Linked DNA regions of Homo sapiens: region 2 is linked to region 1. The links are chromatin contacts, found by Hi-C in ENCODE. All regions are on one chromosome and are shown on one strand. Each heading gives the region's core, a stretch centred on a gene start or an enhancer-like site at or near the end of the contact. The rest is flanking DNA. Distances are from core to core; before and after follow the strand shown.

Evidence for each region. A loop is a pair of places that touch in the nucleus more often than their neighbours do. Pooled maps may share reads with other maps.
Region 2: a loop to region 1 is called in a pooled map, with 3 times the contacts of the local background. The contact joins the promoter of CHKB here to the promoter of PANX2 in region 1. A Hi-C loop is called at or near these places in 9 of 50 pooled maps.

The regions. Positions count from the first base shown.
Region 1 is chr22:50,168,996-50,172,294 of GRCh38, forward strand. PANX2 (pannexin 2) reads left to right here and starts at 1,736. Exons shown (of 3, transcript NM_052839.4): 1 at 1,736-1,961. The coding sequence starts at 1,736. RefSeq lists a silencer at 910-969 and an enhancer at 2,569-3,261.
Region 2 is chr22:50,581,524-50,584,789 of GRCh38, forward strand. CHKB (choline kinase beta) reads right to left here and starts at 1,326. Exons shown (of 11, transcript NM_005198.5): 1 at 1,035-1,326; 2 at 726-834; 3 at 226-339; 4 at 1-30. The coding sequence starts at 1,258. It overlaps CHKB-CPT1B (CHKB-CPT1B readthrough (NMD candidate)), which reads right to left and starts at 1,476. Exons shown (of 30, transcript NR_027928.2): 1 at 1,035-1,476; 2 at 726-834; 3 at 226-339; 4 at 1-30. It overlaps CHKB-DT (CHKB divergent transcript), which reads left to right and starts at 1,503. Exons shown (of 4, transcript NR_110536.1): 1 at 1,503-1,800. RefSeq lists silencers at 823-1,022, 1,353-1,442, 1,473-1,872.

The DNA of each region.
Region 1 (3,299 bases), core at 486-2,985:
TTTATCTGGGGTGCCTGGGTTGTCAGGGTGACTGGGTTATCTGCCAGGGCTGATTTATCTGGAGGTGCCTGGGTTATTTGGGGTGACTGGGTTTATCTGGGGTGACTGGGTGGTTGGGTGCTGGGATTGGATGTAGCTGAACTGCCTGCCTCAGGATGAAGTTTGCTGGAAGTCAGGGGCTGGCATCCCTCAGAAAACATGCAAGGATCTTTAAAAACGCAGACGGCGTGAAAGCTCAAAGCAGACACATCCCCTACGCAGCCCAGGGAGGCAGGGGGACCTCCTGGTTTGCTCACAGCAGTGGCCGGGCCTGTGAACACGGGCTCAAAATACATTTTTGGAATGAATTATTGAATGAACTTAAAACTCCAATCACACTAAATCTTTTATATGAAAGATCGTGCACGTTCGTCCTGGTATAGTGGGAAGGGGACCTGCACGAGGGAAAACGGCTGCCTCGAAGAGGCAGGGACCACGCGGGATGCGCCCGCGTCTGAAGCCAGACCCCCGGCTCCCCGAGGGAGAACAGGACGGAGGGCGGGGCTGTGGGGAGCGGAGGGAATGAAGGTCAGGGAGGCGGCGGGGACCCCCTGAGCTGGCACAGGCCCCGGGAACGTCTGTGGAACAGGGGACGGGATGGGGCGTGGGGGAAGGAGGTGCGGGCTGCAGGAGCGGGGGTGATGGGGTCACTCACGGCGGCGGGACTGGGGGTACTGGGTGGGGGGGTCGGGTGGGGCCGGGGCTGCAGTGGAGGGTGTGGGGCGGGGAGATGCCCTCATTGCCCGCGCACTGGCGCCCGAGCCCAGAGAAGAGAGCGCCGGCTTCCCCGCCAGTGGCCGCAGCACCCCAGGAGCGCGGGAACCTCCGGACCCACAGCGGGGCGCGGCCGGGGCAGGTGGGGGGCCCAGGCGAGGAAGCCCCCTCTGCGCCCTGGGCTGGGCGAAGGGCCCTGCGATGCGACGGGGGCAGCCCCAGCGCGCGCCCAGTCCTCACGTCGCCACCGAGCGGCGCCCCCGCCCCAGCCCGGAGCCCCGCAGGGCCGCCCCCACCCCTGCCCACCCTCCCGCGGGCCGGGGCAGCCCCCCGCCAGCCACCCCGCGTTCCCAGGAAGAGGGACCGGTCATTACTCATTCATGTCCTTTCATTTCATTTCAATATTTTCTGCAAAGTCATCGCCCGCGCCGCATCTGCGTGGCGGGGGGCGGGGTGGGGCGGAGCCACGCCGCGGAGTCGCCGCAGGTAAACAGCCCCCTCCCCGCGGCGGGAGCGGGGCCGCCGGCCCCAGGCAGGGACAGCAGCCGCCGCCCGCGCTCCGGGCCGGGATCCCGCCGCCGCCCCCGCCGGAGGCACGCGCCAGGGCGGGGGCCGGGCTGCGGCGGAGGCGGGCGGCTCCGGTGCCCCCCGCCGCCGCCCCGGCCCGGCCCGCCCGCCCCCTGACCCCGGGGGCGGCGGCGGAGCGCCCCCCAAACCCCGCTGCGGGCTCCGCGCCCGGCCAGCCCCGCACCCGCCGCGCGCCTCCGGCTACTCCCATCCCCCGGAGCCCCCCGCTCGGTCCCGGCGTCCCCTGCCACCCTCTCCCGCGGCCCGCGGCCCCGTCCCCGTCCCGCGCCCCCACGCTCCCCGATCCCCGCCCCCGCGCCGCGCGTCCCCTCCCGCCCGCGCCCCCCTCGCCGGGCCCCGCCCCGCGCCCCCCGCCCCGCCCGCGCCCCCCGCCGGGCCGCGCCCCCCGCCCCCCATGCACCACCTCCTGGAGCAGTCGGCGGACATGGCGACCGCGCTGCTGGCGGGAGAGAAGCTGCGGGAGCTGATCCTGCCGGGCGCGCAGGACGACAAGGCGGGCGCGCTGGCCGCGCTGCTTCTGCAGCTGAAGCTGGAGCTGCCGTTCGACCGGGTGGTCACCATCGGCACCGTGCTGGTGCCCATCCTGCTGGTCACCCTGGTCTTCACCAAGAACTTCGCAGGTGAGGCCGGCGGCCGGGGCGCGGGGCGCGGGCAGAGGGGGCGTCCGCAGGTGTCCGGGAGCTGGCGCTTCCCGCGTCCCCGGCGGCTCCGTCCAGCCGCGCCCACCGTGGCCTGGCTGCGTCCGCGGCGTCCCAGGCACCTTCCACAGCCGCCCCCATCCTAGCAGGTGTCGCTGGTCGCACAGACCCCTCGTCTCTATTTTATTGTTGTTCTTCCTTCCATTCGTCCGCCCATGGCCGCGGGTGGGACTAGGCCTGTCTGGACCCAGGGGTCCCAAATGTCATGAGACACGGGGTCTGGTTTGGAGAATGTCACAAGCAGCGCCTGAGGGGATGCAGGGTGGCCAGGTGGGGACCAGGAAAGGCCGGGATGGGTGTTGACAGCAGAGAGCTGATTACAGGGGCTGGTGGAGCTGCCGGGCAGGGTTCCCAGGCTGGACTTGGGTGGAAGGAGGGCAGAGAGAGTCTCTGAGAGGCCCAGGCCCTCCACCCCTCAGGCAGGGCGAGGCCTCTCCGGGTGCACTGGGGGCCTCCGAAGGTTTGAAGCAGGGGGGCTAGCATGGGGCAGGGCCACGTGTCAGAGCAGGGAGCCTGGAGCTCCTGCAGGGAGATGGGGGCTGGACCAGGGCAGGGACCCGCGCTGGTTAGATCAGGACCTGTGGGGGCACTTGAAGCCACCCAGGCGAGGCAGGAAGATGGACAGAGCAGCCAGCCTGCCTGTGAGCCTCTGCGGGGTGGGGTCCTGGTGCCTCTGCCCTCCCCAAGGAGTGGGGCGAGACAGGTGGAGCCGAGAACTTCCTCCCCTGGGGTCTGGGCCAAGGCAAGGGGGATCAGGGTCTCCTGGCCTGTGTGGCCCAGAGGTACTAGTCTGCAGCGGGGAGGGGTGTTGGGACCCTGGGGCCCTCTCTTCTGCAGCCTCCAAACCTCAGCAGACCCTGCCTCAGCACTGGCGCTTCCCAAATCTCCCAGATGCCTTGCCTTAAGGAGTCCCCGTGGCCTGGAGACACCAGGCCTGAGGGTGGACATTGGCCAGGCTGTCTGATCCCACCCAGGGGTGGAGGAGGCCTCTGCTGGTCTCCTCTTCGACACTGGAGGCCAGACCCCGGGGATTAGAGGACCCCTGGGGTGGGCACACAGCACACTCTGCAGAGCAGGGAGCCCAGGCGTGCGGTGGGGCCTTGGGGCAGGCCCAGCATGTCCAGACACCACGTGTGTTCTCTGTGTTTGTAGCAACCAAGTACCGCAAACTAGGCAGTTTCAAACAGCAGACATTTATCTCTCATGGTTCCGGAGGCCAAAAGTCCAAAATCGAGGTGTCGGCAGGGCCCTGCTCCCTCC
Region 2 (3,266 bases), core at 76-2,575, 410 kb after region 1:
TCGAAGCTCTTGAGTTTTCAATGGCCGACTCTGCACCCAGGAAGCTATCAGGGTGGTGATGGGGCTGGGGCAGGAGTGGGAAGGGCTGGGGCAATGAGGGGAAGTCAGGGTTTTGGGGGAAATTCCCTACTTGGGGTGAGGGATGTGGAGGCAGACATTGGGCACTGGGGTAGGGTTAGGGGGTGGAGGTGCCTTGGGGAGGAGAGGGTAGGACTGGGCCCGTACTGGGATGTACTGTTCCAGCCGGCCCTCTGGGAAGACTCCGTACAGCTGGGGCCCCAGCGACCGCTCCGCAAGTATGGCGAACATCACGCTTTCTAGCACCAGGGAGTCCACGCCCTGAAAAAGGATGGACAGCAAAGGGGCCAAGGCAAAGTGGCACAGGGACACACATGAGGGCTCGCCTTCCTCCCACCAGAGCTGCGACTTCTGATCCAATTGCCTGGAGGCTCTGGAGCACAGGCTTTAGCGTTGGTCTATTTTTATTTAGAGATGGGGGTCTCACTATGTTGTCCAGGCTGGTCTCGAACTCCTGTGCTCAAGTGATCCTCTCGCCTCAGCCTCCCAAAGCTCTGGGAATACAGGCCCAGGCTTCGGTGTAATGAGGTGTTACTCAGACCGTGAACCTCGGTGTCCTCAACTGCGCAACGGGAACAATACTACCCGCATCGCGTAAGCGACAGGCCCTAAAGCCACTGGTGCTGCGGCGCTCACACCCCCCTCACCTGCAAGATGGCTCCGTACAGCCGCAGAAGCACCTCCCGGGGCTCCTCGCCAACGCTGGGCAGGTGGTCCGGGAGCGAGCAGCGGAAGAGCAGGTTGCTGAGGCCTCCGCTGCAGACCCACACCAGGCGCGCTCAGCCCGCGGCCGGCCCTACCTGCCGCGGCCCCGGCCCCCTCCCGGCCAGGCCGGCCCCGCCCCGCCCCAGGCGCGGGCGCAAGAGGGGGGCGAAAACATGGAGCATCCTGAGGGCCCCGCGGCTGACCCCTGACCCCGATCCGCGCACCGGAGAGGCTGACCCCTGACCTCCCACCTCACGGGGTAAACCCTCAGCTCCTCGGGCTGCACTCGGCGCCAGGCCCCGCCCAAGTACTCCCGGCACCATTGGTAGGCTCGGCGCTCGGCGTCACGCGACAGCGACGAGGCGCGCCGCCGTTTTGGGGTAGTGTCCGGGCACTTAGACTGCTGCAAGCCGTCTTTGGCCAGGCAGCCGCCAACAGCCCCGCTTCCGGCCACAGCTGTCGCCTCGGCCGCCATGGCGCGGGCTCGACCGGGCCCCAGGCCAGGCTGCGCTCCGCTCCCTTCGGACGGGCTCGGTTCCTTCCGGCCGCGCTCGGCTCCTCTTCCGGCCGGCCTGGGCTTCTCCGGTCATACTCGGGTCTCTCCGGCTCTATTCGGCTCACGGCTGCGGCGCTCGGCTCTCTCCGTGCCCCGGCCCGGGGGCTCTTTCCGAAGGCCGAATTCCGCAGATCTCTGCCGGGCCCCGCCCCTATGGGCAAGGACCAATGGTCTCTCTCTGGGCGGGGCTGCTGTTGGACGGCCTGGGCCAATCCGAGGCGCCGGAGGCCAATCAGTTGGCGGAGCGGCGCGTGCGCGGGCGAGGAACTGCCCGGGCGCGGTAGCGTACGGGAAGACCGGAGAGGAGCTGCGTCTCTGCCCCGTGGGAGCCGGCGGGGCGGCGGGGCGGCGGCTGCAGCTGCAGCTCCGGCGCGAGGGCTCCCTTGCCGGGCCCTCTTCCCCGACCCCTGGGGCGCTCCGACAAGGAAGAGCCGTCCAGCGCGCGTCCGTCCTGAGCGTGGGTGAGGCCTGGAGGAGGCGCGCGCGCTAGGCAGGGCCGCACAGCGCGGGCAGAGTGCGGGATGCGGGCACCCGGTGGGTACGCAGTAAACATTTGCTGAAGGAATGTGACCCTTGGGACAGTTCCGATGACTCCAGTTGCATAAATGCCCAGTCTACACGGGGACTCCCTGGCCGGTAGAGCCGCACCTCTGAATGAGGAGTCTTTTGCTGCCCCGCTTGAGATGCGCGTCTTCATTCATTCCCCTCTCCCCCTATCCTCCTCGTCTCCTCCAGGCCTAGAACCAATTACAGAGTCAAACCCAAGAGCCGAAGAAAGTGAAGACTCGCAGCTTGCCGCAGCCCCCTCCTCGGCCTGCGCACCTCCCATTGAGGGCGTCCTGATTTAAACGCGTGCCTCCTGCATTTCTGCTTCTGCCCCAGGCTAGAGCGGCGACCAGGAACGCTGGACCCACAGAGATCTGTGGCAATGTCTGTCGAACCATGGTGTTCTTTGGGGCATCTGACTAGAGTATTGTTTGATAACCAGAAAGAAATCAAAAATTGGTGATCACAAGGCTAATGTCACTTTTGCTGCAGTGGAAAATCATGATCATTCTGTTTAAATCTGAGTCAGTTTTGAGACCTAGAGCCCATTAATTGACAAGGAGGCTTGGTTCCTCTCAGGAAGGATCTTACAATACCAGCATCTGAGCATATACCAAGAAATATTCCTCCAATCCTTCCCTAAAGGGACCTAGAGCCACTTTAAAAAGTAACTGGTCCGGGCGTGGTGGCTCACGCCTGTACTCCCAGCATTTTGGGAGGCCGAGGCGGGCAGATCACTTGAGGTCAGGAGTTTGAGACCACCCTGGCCAACATAGCGAAACCCCGTCGCTACTAAAAATACAAAAATTAGCCGGGTTTGGTGGCTTGTGCCTGTAATCCCAGCTACACGGGAGGCTGAGGCGTGACAATCCCTTGAACCCAGGCCTTGTTGCCGCGAGCCACTGCACTCCAGCCTGAGCGACAGAGTCAGACTCAGTCTCAAAAAAAAAAAAAAAAAAAAGAAAACTGATTCTGGCTGGGGGCAGTGGGTCACGCTTTTAATCCCTGCACTTTGGGAAGCCGAAGTAGGAGGATCGTTTGAGCCCAGGAGTTTGAGACCAGCCTGGGCAACATAGCAAGAACCTGTCTTTACAAAAATTAAAAGATTAGCTGGGCGTGGTGGCAGGTGCCTGTGGTTCCAGCTACTCTGGATGCTGAGGTGAGAGAATCACTTAAGCCCAGGAGGTCAAGGCTGCAGTGACCTGTGTTCACGCCACTGCACTCCAGCCTGAGCAACACAGCAAGACTGTCTGAACAGCAACAACAAACACACCAAAAAAACTAGTTTACTTCGGAAAAGGGACTGTCTAGGTCTTTGAAGGGCTGATACAGGATCTGAGCTGACACTGTTTCCAGGAGCCCTGAAGCATCATGGCCCTCT